Linked DNA regions of Homo sapiens: region 2 is linked to region 1. Evidence: chromatin contacts called from ENCODE Hi-C or POLR2A ChIA-PET data. All regions are on one chromosome and are shown on one strand. Each heading gives the region's core, a stretch centred on a gene start or an enhancer-like site at or near the end of the contact. The rest is flanking DNA. Distances are from core to core; before and after follow the strand shown.

The links. A loop is a pair of places that touch in the nucleus more often than their neighbours do. ChIA-PET counts read pairs that join two places held with the same protein, here RNA polymerase II (POLR2A). Pooled maps may share reads with other maps.
Region 2: a loop to region 1 is called in a map of gastrocnemius medialis, with 2.9 times the contacts of the local background. The contact joins the promoter of HOMEZ here to the promoter of SLC7A8 in region 1. A Hi-C loop is called at or near these places in 8 of 168 maps with a recorded cell type or tissue (IMR-90, MCF 10A, PC-9 and 5 more), 2 of 37 single-sample maps with no recorded cell type and 18 of 50 pooled maps. POLR2A ChIA-PET finds 5 or more read pairs at or near these places in 6 of 52 experiments (A673, PC-9, RWPE1 and 3 more).

Annotation. Positions count from the first base shown.
Region 1 is chr14:23,181,851-23,187,505 of GRCh38, reverse strand. It overlaps SLC7A8 (solute carrier family 7 member 8), which reads left to right and starts at 3,846. Exons shown (of 11, transcript NM_012244.4): 1 at 3,846-4,742. The coding sequence starts at 4,592. It also overlaps a transcript of RNF212B not described here.
Region 2 is chr14:23,281,724-23,287,562 of GRCh38, reverse strand. It overlaps HOMEZ (homeobox and leucine zipper encoding), which reads left to right and starts at 1,431. Exons shown (of 2, transcript NM_020834.3): 1 at 1,431-1,650. The coding sequence starts at 1,611. RefSeq lists an enhancer at 922-1,201 and a silencer at 1,292-1,701.

The sequences.
Region 1 (5,655 bases), core at 2,597-5,096:
GTGGTGGCGCACATCTGTAGTCCCAGCTACTCGGGAGGCTGAGGCGGGAGGATCACTTGAGCCCAGGAGTTTGAGGCTGCTGTGAGCTGTGATTGTGCCACTACACTCCAGCCTGGGTGACAGAGTGAGACCTTGTCTCTAAAAAAGGGGGGAGTAGGGGAATATTAGAACATGACTGCGTGGGGGTTGTGTGTGTTTGTGTTTTAACTATCACAAGCAGCATGTCCCAAGCCATAACCTTTTCTGTCCAGTAGGTGTCAGCTACGCACAGCCTTTCTCTTTCTAAATCCATATTTGTAAGAAAACGGCCTTTCATCCATAATTTTCCCTAGTTAAAGGGATCAATTTCTTCTGATCTGAAGCACGCAAAACAGCTGAAACAGTGGCTCCGATATTGGAAACAGAATTGTACTACGTACTTGGGATATGGCCACACTGAGGACTGTGCGAAGGGGGTGACAAATGTTGGGGGGGCCCAGGTGAAGTCCTGTGGGTCTCACTGAGCAGATAAGTGTTAGGATCAAGGTGAGTCTCTAAAAGGCACAGTTAAGACACCAAAGCAAAAACACAGAGTTTCCCTCAGGTGAAAGAAATTGAGGCTTTGACCAGTAGCTATAGCATCCTGAAAAAGTGCTCAGTGTAAACTATCAATCTCCCATTTGCCCTCAAATAGACTGTCTTGTTTTTTACCTCAGGTAAAATATTTCTTTAAGCCTCAGGTTTCTAATTTTTAAAATCTTTAAGATAACTGCCTCGTCTGCCCAAGATACTACATGAGGAGGAAAAAAATTGAGATATTGTTCAGAAAACCATTTGTGGGCTATAAAGCACTATTTAAACGTAGAGAATAGAATAAAAATATAAAGGCAAATGCAGAATAGAGTAATCCCAGCACTTTGGGAGGCCGAGGCGGGTGGATCACAAGGTTAGGAGTTCAAGACGAGCCTAACCAACAGGGTGAAACCCCGTCTCTACTAAAAACACAAAAATTAGCCAGGCATGGTGGCAGGTGCCTGTAATCCCAGCTACTTAGGAGGCTGAGGCAGGAGAATCACTTGAACCTAGGAGCCAGAGGTTGCAGTGAGCCGAGAGCCGAGATCGCACCACTGCAGTCCGGCCAGAGCAGCAGAGCGAGACTCCTTCTCAAAAAAAAAAAAAATGCTCAAAATTTAATAAACATTAGTTTGTAATTTTTTACAGATTTTTGTCAACATATTACACCAAGGCTTTTCTTTCTCTCTTGTGTTCAATGTTAGTCACCTGGAATTTTGACACACTTAAGAGTTTATGTCACAAAAAGATTCCAACCTACAGAGAGGCACTTAATATAAATAATGCTCCCTTTGAAAGTGGGGAGATTCCTTTCCTAGCTTTGTTTGTTTGTTTGTTTTGGTTTGGTTTTTTTAAAGACAGGGTCTCACTTTGCCACCCAGGCTGGAGTGCAGTGGTGCGATCTTGGCTCATTGCAGCCTCAACCTCCATGGCTCACACGATCCTCCCACCTCAGCCTCCTGAGTAGCTGGGATTACAGGCGTGAGCCACCACACCCAGCTAATTTTTGTATTTTTTGTAGAGATGGGGTTTCACCACATTGCCCAGTCTGGTCTTGAACTCCTGAGTTCAAGCACTCCACCTGCTTCGGCCTCCCAAAGTGCTGGAATTACAGGCATGAGCCACCGTGCCCAGCCCCTTTCCTAGATATTACATCGCACCAGTAATCAATGGTAATAAGCCACTTATAAATTCCAAGTGCTAAAGAAATAGAAATACTAATCTTCAGCAACTCTTCCTTTCCAACGTGTGCACCTAGTACCGCTGTATTCCAAGAACGTATTTGATCCCATAACCCCCTTAGCTTCTTAGTTCATAATTTGAGAGGGCTAAAGCTTACCATATCGTTATCAGTTTGCACTGGTTTTAGCAAGAGACCTCAAATTCATCACATTCATGTTTTATCCCACATTAAGTCTGCATCATATAAATTAGAACTACCAAATATTACTGAAAGAACTCACGTTTAAGAAGCAGAAACATTATTTGTTTTATATGGTGATGTTGAAATCGGAGCAGAAGTCTTCAAATCTGAATGTATACAAATGAATCTATCAAATTTTTCCTCAGTGCTTTCTAAGGTTGTCAGGAAAGGCTAGAGGCAAATTCGACATTTTTTCATTTCCCATGACTCATTCCCTCCCATGGAGTTTCGTGCTATATATTCCCTGCCTTGTCTGGTTTTTTTTGTTGTTGTTTGTTGTTTTTTTTTTGCTGAGTCTTTCAATTTGCTGTGTCTTGAACTAGCAAAAGGAGGAGAGGAAGTTCCTCCCAACCTTTGAAACCTCTTAATACTTGCTGAGTGATCAAGGGGGCAGATGACTGCTGATTGGACTTTACCCCATTTGAAAAAGCTTTTGCTATGATAGCTCAACAAACCTCATTTTAAGGAATTAAGTATTTATTTTCCTTAAAACCCAAAATCTTTTGGAACATTTTCCAGAAAGTGAGGCCAAATTTTTGTAGTTAGGGGTCAGTTTGGGGGAACTTAATTTTTTAGGCCCACTTTAAAATTAAATAATTTTGCATAATATATTTAATAAGGCTAAAAATAACTTTATTTTAGACTTATAGTGTTGTCCACTATATTGCTTCATGCTGTTTTTTCGAAATAATTTACAATTATAAATAGACATTGTTGCTCTCACCTTAAGGCAGCAGTTTCTGAGTGAAATTCTTCAAGAAAGTGGAGGCATCATTTCGATATGGTAATAAGCTAGTTATTCTAACATCAACAAGTATGTTTCATGATCAGCGATATACTGATAATTCCCCATGTGTGCTTTTCAAATAGTTTATAAATGCAAAAATATTAGAAGTTGCAGGATCAGGGTTTGAGTCATTTTTTTTCATGTTTCAGCCAGTCCTAAATAAGAGCTGTGAACAACAAGGCTACCTGGTGATTTTGTTTTTTATCTTTTTGTATGTGCATGTGGTTTTTCTGGCTTTTTGTTTTGTTTTGTTTTTGAGACAGGGTCTTGCTCTACCTCCCAGGCTGGAGTGCAGTGGCGTCATCATAGCTCACTGCAGCCTTGACCTCCTGAGCTCAAGCAATCCTCCAGCCTCAGCCTCCTGAGTAGCTAAGACTACAGGCCTGCACCACTGCACCCGGCTAATTTTAAAATTTTTAGTAGACGGGGTCTCGCTCTGTTGCACAGGCTGGTCTCAGACTCCTGGGCTCACGTGATCCTCCCCTGTCAGCCTCCCAAAGCGCTGGGATTACAGGCGTGAGCCACCGCGCCTGGCGATTTTGTTTCCTCTGTACTCTTCGTAGCTCACAATTACGCTAAAAGAACCTTTTTCCCATTGTTAATTCCTTCCATTTCCCTCCCCCACCCGTCGATTCCCCCTATTTTTAGGAAACTCGAAGATGATGTCCTTTCAACGTTCTCTCCTGTATTCTCAAATACAGGATCCAGTCCTAAATATTTTTTAATACATTGGCTAGTTTATTTCTGATGGCATTAAAAGTATCGGCACAACTGTTCCCTGATTTATAAAGCTCACAGATGCTGTATGACCTGTAACATTATACTAGCTAATGAGCTCTCCCGGAACAGTTGACGTGGAAGGAGTTTACTTCCACTTGGTTGCAAGGAGAAAGATGGAGAAAGCGAGAGACGATTGCAAAAAGAAATAACTTAGTCCATTTTCTCAGTGCTGTTTGGGGGCTTTGTGCTAATACTTAAATTGCAGAGGAGGGAGGAGACGGGACTGAGGATGGAGGGGAGCAGAGGAGGCAGGGGCGGAGCCTCGGCGGGCGAATAAAACCCCTCGCTAAAGAGAAGCACGTTAGTGTGTGGAGAAGCCACTCTCCCGAAACCAGAGGGATGGGGCCGGCTGTGCAGTAGAACGGGGATCGAAAAGAGGAAAACAAGGGCACGAAGACCAGCGAGAAAGAAGAGGACACCTGGGAAAGGCGGAAGCAGAAGACGGGGAAGGGAAAAGAAACCCAAAGCAGGTGGAAACCAGATCTAGAGCAACACCGTCAGGTTCACAGTTTGTTTTTCTAGAAGAGAAGAAAGTACCTGAGGATTGCTCTTTTTTCCTACCGTTAATGAAAACTACTTTTGTCTTCATCATAAAAGAAAAAACTAAGGGGAGGTAAAGGCAGTCTCCTGTTTTATTAGGGGGAGAGGTGAAGGGAAATCCAGGCTCACTTTCTGAATAAGCCACTGCCTGGTGCACAGAGCAGAACCATCCTGGTTTCTGAAGACACATCCCTTTCAGCAGAATTCCAGCCGGAGTCGCTGGCACAGTTCTATTTTTATATTTAAATGTATGTCTCCCCTGGCCTTTTTTTTTTTTTTTTTTTTTAGCAACACTTTTCTTGTTTGTAAACGCGAGTGACCAGAAAGTGTGAATGCGGAGTAGGAATATTTTTCGTGTTCTCTTTTATCTGCTTGCCTTTTTTAGAGAGTAGCAGTGGTTCCTATTTCGGAAAAGGACGTTCTAATTCAAAGCTCTCTCCCAATATATTTACACGAATACGCATTTAGAAAGGGAGGCAGCTTTTGAGGTTGCAATCCTACTGAGAAGGATGGAAGAAGGAGCCAGGCACCGAAACAACACCGAAAAGAAACACCCAGGTGGGGGCGAGTCGGACGCCAGCCCCGAGGCTGGTTCCGGAGGGGGCGGAGTAGCCCTGAAGAAAGAGATCGGATTGGTCAGTGCCTGTGGTATCATCGTAGGTGAGTTCCATTCCTTCCCGCGGACCCCTCCTCTCCCCTCTGGTGGTCCTCCTGTGAGATCTTAACCCTTCGAAAGCATTATTGTTCTTCCTATTCCTTAGAAAAGGATTGTCAGTCACCTGAGCTGTAACTCACCTCCACTGGTCAAGTTTGAGAGGCATAGGAAATACATCATACATCTCTTCCTCCAAACCAGGCAAAGATTCTGCCCAGTGTTCATAGAATGGAGCAAATCGTGGTCAGAAACCCGGCTGATGATTAGCATTGCCTGGGAACTCCTTAAAAATACAGGTCCTGGTCTCGACACTTGGAGGTTCTAGTTCAATAGGTTTAAGGAGGGACTGAGGGACCTGAACAAGTTTGTATGCAGCTATTATTCCCAGGCTGGGGATGGGCTTTTAAGGTATATTTGGTAGCTATTTTGCAGTTTTATGTTAAATGAAACTATGGGATAGGTATTAAAAATAGCAAGAGCAATGCCCTGCCTTTTTATTTTAGCGTTTTCCACCTTATGCAGCACTTTTACTGTGTGAAGTAGCTGTGACAGGGCTGTTATTCCCATTTCACAGATGGGGAAGTTATGGAAGAAAAGAGGGGACAGATTGTGCCTCTCGGTAAGTGGAGAGTTTGCAGTTTCTCCAGTTGCCTGGTGGGGTCCACCTGTTTCTTAACAGCCACGGAGGACCCGGTGAAGCTCTCAGAGGGAATCAGGAGTAACTAGAATGTGTAGAATATGGAGTTGAGGAGGAACTGATGGGTAAAATATGTGTCCTAGCTGGGAGGTGCTGAAGGTGGGGAACCTGGGTGGCCCCAAGAGTGCCAGTGCAGGCCACTCAAACCCCCTGAATGTACTTTGCAGGGCAGGAGTCCCAAATACAGCTTCGTCTCTAGACAGCACATCCTCTTTCCAGAG
Region 2 (5,839 bases), core at 182-2,681, 100 kb before region 1:
TTATCTTTTATTATTATTATTATTATTATTATTATTATTATTATTAAATTTTTAGAGGCAGGGTGTCACTCTGTTGCCTAGGCTGCAGTGCAGTGGTGCAATCATAGCTCACTACAGCCTACAACTCCTGGGCTCAAATGATCCCCCTGCCTCAGCCTCCTGAGTAGTTACAAGTGCATGCCACCAAGTCCAGCTAATTTTTAAATTTTTCTGTAGAGACAGGGACTCGCTATGTTGCCCTTGCTGGTCTTGGATCCTAGCCTCAAGCAGTCCTCCCTCTTTGGCCTCCCAAAGCGTTGGGATTAGGTTTATGAGCCACTGCGCCCAGCCCATTTATCTTTTAAGGAATATAGCGACTCAGGCAAGAGACATAGAGGACTGTGTGCCCTATCCTGTTTTGTCTTCAAAGGATCTTTCCAGAGACGTCAGAGTCAGAGGCTTTGTGAAATTATGTTGCCAAACAGAATTGAGCAAGCCTGTCTTCTTACATTTGTTACTCTGTCTCACAGAAGATGGGGAATCCTAAAATACAAATTTTGGCCCATAACTTCATACTGTGTGGGATACTGCTTTGTTGAAGTCCATTTTATTGGCATCCCTTTCTTTTTGTAAGTTAAAAAAAATTTTTTTGAGACAAGGTCTCGCTATGTTGCCCAGACTGGCCTCGAACTCTTGAAATCAAGTCATTCTCCCACCTCAGTCTTCATCCCTTTCTAGCTAGCGAAAAACAAATACTATGGAGAGCTCCGCGTCCTCTTTTCTAGGGCAGGGAGGGGAGCCTGAGGGTCTGGTAGGTCCCAATGAGGTGACTGCTCCAGCACTTCGTCTTTGGGAACATCTGTCTGGTGCCAGTTTGACCCGGGGAACGGCCTAAGTCGCCCGCAGGCTCCTAAGGTCCTCGTCTTTCCGGGTGGCAAGACATCTGATCCCTCTCGAGAACAAGTTCCCAGTTGCTTTAGGCGCTTTGTTACAGCTGACGCTGCTGGTGGCGGTTGGGCTCTCGGCTGGGAAAGGCGCAGCTCGTTTGTATGGCTCCGGAGGGGGCACTGAAAAGGTCTTCCTGGAGGGCTTCCTTCAGAAGGAAACAAATTGGGAGTTGTTGGCGGTCCAGACAGTTCAGCAAAGTGCAGTATCCCTCCTTGGGGAATTTCGGAAGGATCCTGGTCCGGTGTATTCCAAAGGTCCGGCGCCGATAGGTCGACGGTAGGGGGAGGTACCATGCACTGCAGCTTGGCCCCAGGGGACATCTTCCCTGCCCCACGCATCCAATAGATGACCCCAGCTGAGGCCCACGCAGCCAATACCTGACTTCAGCCGAGACCCACGCAGCCAATGGCCAGCCCAGTGCGCTTCGCCCGTGCCCGCCCGCCTGCGCCTACCAATCAGGACTCGGGCCACCTTGGCACCGCCTCTGGACGCCCACCCCACCCATCCGCCCCGCCTCCAACTTGCTCGAGCAGGGCTGGGTAGACCGGCGCGCTCCCGGGGACGGTGGGGGGGGCAGTCCCGGTTTCGGCCATCGCTGGGGTGGGCTCGGAGCGGCCGCACCGGGCAGCAACCCCACTCCCACTCGGAGGCCCCCTGCCCTCTCCCCCACTTCCCCCCGGCCCATGGTGCGAGGCTGGGAGCCGCCGCCCGGGCTGGACTGCGGTGAGTGATCCCCAGCCCCTTGGACTTCCCCTCCCAGCTCGTGTACGGTCTCCCACCTCTGGAGCCCCATCCCCGCGCTGGTGGGGGGATAATTCTAGGTTCGAAGTGGCCCGGTTCTCTCTTTTTTCTCCTCTGGACTTTTCGGTTCCCTCCCCTGTTGTAACTAGGGGAGGGTGAGTGTCTGTGTAGGGGAGGGCAAGAAGGTTGGGTTGGGGCGCCCTTGGCGAGAGTAGGATTGAGATTCGCCTGCCTCATGGGGCTTATCGTCCCAAGTGCAATAACTTTTTGTTCCCTGACCCAGTTCGGAGCCTTCTGGACTGCCTGTGAAATGGAGGATAGGAGAAACATTTCCTTCCCAGGCCCCCCCGCCACACAAACCCCCAACCCCCACGGCTACCTCCTGGCGACCTCAACACACGTGCAGAACCTGGCCTTGCTTCTGGGGATCAGTGGCCTTTGGGAATGAAAGGTTTAGAAGAAACTGCCCCTCTGACTCCCGTACCCAGCCATACTAAGAGAACCAACCAGGAAACTGAGAACCTGAGTCCTCTGGGGTTCCTAGTGTTGCGTCCTATTCTGAGACTCCTAAACTGAAAGAAGACTCAAGCTGAGACCTGTTTGGTAATGTGGGCCCCTATCAGGAGATTTTTTTTTTTTTTGTCATGTGAACCTCCTTCCCATCATACACTTGAAGCCCTTTTATATTACATGATTCGGTTAGTTGGTAGTAATTGAAAAAGCCAGATTGGGAATTTTAAAGATAATGCATACATATCTTAAACATTATAATTAAAAGTATATCCATTTCACCAATCTTTTGATGTAGTGGTGAGACTGTTTTTGTGTCTAAGACTGCTGTTCAGAGTTCCCAATTCTCTTTCCAGTATTAACTACACAGGGAGTCTCAAACCTGGCTGTACCCTGAGAACTTTTAAAAACTTTGGATGCCTGGACCCCAGTACAGACTATTGAACCTGAATGGGAAGGAGGGTGGCCTGGTTTTTAAGCTTCCCAGGTAATTCTAGTGTGCAGTCTGAGAGCCACTCAGGCACTTTCATCATCTTTGGTTTCCCGTTTTGCTTTATTTAAAGTGAAGTATGAATTTAGACACTTCTGAGTGCAGAGTACTTTTGAGATTAAGTCCCACCGCTCAATCTTTTACAGTTGTCTTGCTCACTCCCAACTCAACAATTTTTAAAATGCATACTCTTCCTTGCGTTATGTCTCTCCAAAACATTTGACTTAGTTTTCATAGGAGCAATTTTTTAAAAATCAGTATTCCTGAAGAAACAATTTTTAATGCAGTGATTTTTCATAGGTTTAACATGAGGTTTAATTACATTATTATATAGACACTGAAAAATATGGACATAAGCAGGTTTGTAATCACACAAAACTGGCCCCAGGACACAGGACAACTGAATGAAGCAGATGATTTTGGCGCACTAGTAGCAGCCTACTTAGCCTTTAGTTTCCAGTGTACTGTGGGTATTGGTCATGTAATCCAGTGGCTCAGTTAAGCCAGGCTCCTGGCCCAGTTGAGCATCCCTCCCTTCCACTCTTTCCAACTAATATCACAAATACTTTGTCCCTTCTAGACGCACTTGAATTCTTGAGTATTCCATCAACTCTTTACGTTCATTCACATCAAACTGTTCATCTTTAAGTGATTATCACTATTGCCTTTGTTAAGTTGGAAGGATATGAGGCAGTAAGCCTTAACCTGGCTTCTTGGCAGCAACTAAAGCCCCTGAGTTTATTGTGTAAGTGTGAATGTTTATTTTGGGAAGGTTAGTCATAACTTTCTGAGGGTCTGTAACTTTTGTCTGATTCTCAAAGAGGTTCATGAACTAAAAAGTTAAGAAGCATATAAGCTGAATATCACTATAAGTCTTTAAGGCCCTTAAAACTGTATCCCCAAACACATTTCAGGAGTGCTTCAGATTGTCTCTAAATAAAGATTTAGGGAATTCTAAAGGATCATATCTCATCTCCCACTTTTATTTATTTATTTATTTGAGACAGAGTCTCACTCTGTCCCCCAGGCTGGAGTACAGTGACGTGATCTTGGCTCACTGCAACGTCCGCCCCCCAGGTTCAAGCGATTCTCTTGCCTCAGCCTTCCCAGTAGCTGGGACTACAGGCGCATGCCACCATGCCCGGCTAATTTTTGTATTTTTGGTAGAGACGGGGTTTCACCATGTTAGCCAGGCTGGTCTCGAACTCCTGACCTCAAGTGATCCTCCCGCCTCGGCCTCCCAAAGTGCTGGGACTACAGGCGTGAGCCATTAGACCCAGCCTCGCCTCCCACTTTAACTGTCTCCTACTTTAACGATAAGCCTAGGTTCAAACCTAAAGTTCTAGAGTCCTCTTTTTCCTAGGACTGTGTAAACACAGAAACTGGAAGTTTAAGACAGTCCGTTCTTGTCTTCCATCTGTCCAGGGATATGGAAAGCCCAAGGGGAAAGAAGGGTGTTATACTGTCTCAGAGAGAGAGAGAGAATTTTTTTTTCAATTTTTAAAATTTATATATTTATTTGTAGAGGCGAGGTCTCGCTATGTTGCCCAGGCTAGTCTTGAATTCCTGAGCTCAAGTGATCCTCCTGCCTCCCAAAGTGCTGGGAATACGGGCATGAGCCACTGCACCCAGCCATGACTCCATATATTTTTATTAGTGATTTTTAAGTAGCAATGGGACATATCTGGCATATTTAATAAGGATACAAATTTAGAAGTTGTTCAGAATAGATATTCACCACCACCACCACCACTACCTCCTCTGCGCTAGGACTCCTCACTTCAGCTTTTGATTCTCTTCTTTTTCTACTCAATCCAAAATGGACACACAAGAACACAAGATACTCTAGTGTCTTTATTATGATTTTGATTACTATAGGGTCTACCCTACCTGTTATAATTCTCATGAGCCATTCTGGTTGTGGTTTTCTCTTAGTTCAAAGCCAGATTCTTCCAGGGAAGTACCAGCTATACAGCTGTGCCTTGATTTAAGCCACCATTCTGTTTCAGGAAGTGTTCCATAACTGGTGTTTTGTGTAAGTGAAAACTGAATGCATATAGTACACCAAATATGTTGTTTGCAGTACTGTATGTTACACTGAAATATCAAGCTGATGCCGAGAATGTGAAGGACATCAAGCCACCTAAACGAAAGTAAAATGCTTCCTTACAGCTTTTAATACTTATAAATGTGCCTGCCTTATATTCCCATCTGGCAGTATTCATCCTCACACTGGACTGCTTTGTTCCTTATGCTTTATTTTCCTTATCTCTAAAGTGTTATTGTGTCTTTATATAATAGGACACAAATGAGGTTAAGTAGACGTCAAGCATTGCCATCATAAAGTGTTCTCCAGCTTGGATTTGGTGGTGTTCTCGGTGGGCCACAATTTGTAAATGGTAGTTTAGCACCTGGCCATGCAAGCAGTGCCTCCCAGGCCATTTCAGCTGTGTCCTGGATGAACCTGGAAGGCGAAAGGTGGAACTATCACATAGGCAACTGACACACCGATCACAAAGGATCCAAATTATGGATGCAGTTCTAAAGCACTGGTTTTCATACATTTTTTTAAGTGGCAAATACATTCTGAAATTGTATTTAAACCCCAAAATGTAAAAGTATAGAATCACAGATACACTGGTTTCCTCATCGCTAACTAGAATTAGGGCTCTGCAAAAATAGATTGAAAACAGTGAATGTTAAATGATTCAGTCTTTGTCCCAGTTACCCCATTGTCTAGGAGGAGCATTACTTCACATCAAAATCACCTCCATGAAGTTGAAGTCATGATAAAAGCTGCTATTTATTGAGCCCTTACTTTGTTCTAGTTATAATGTCAAGTGCACTTTTTCATTTAGTCATAAACTTGCTGGGTAGGTGCTTTTTTGCTTTTTTCTTCTCTTTTTGAGACAGGGTCTCTGTCACCCAGGCTGTGGTGCAGTGCACAATCTCGACTCACTGCAACCTCCACCTCCCAGGCTCAAGCAATCCTCCCACCTCAGCCTCCCGAGTAGCTAGGACTACAGTTGCGCCACCATGCCCAGCTAATATTTTGTATTATTATTATTATTATTATTATTATTATTATTATTATTTGTAGAGACAGTTTCACCATGTTGCCCAGGCTGGCCTCAAACTCCTGGGCTCAAACCATCTGCCCACCTTGGCCTC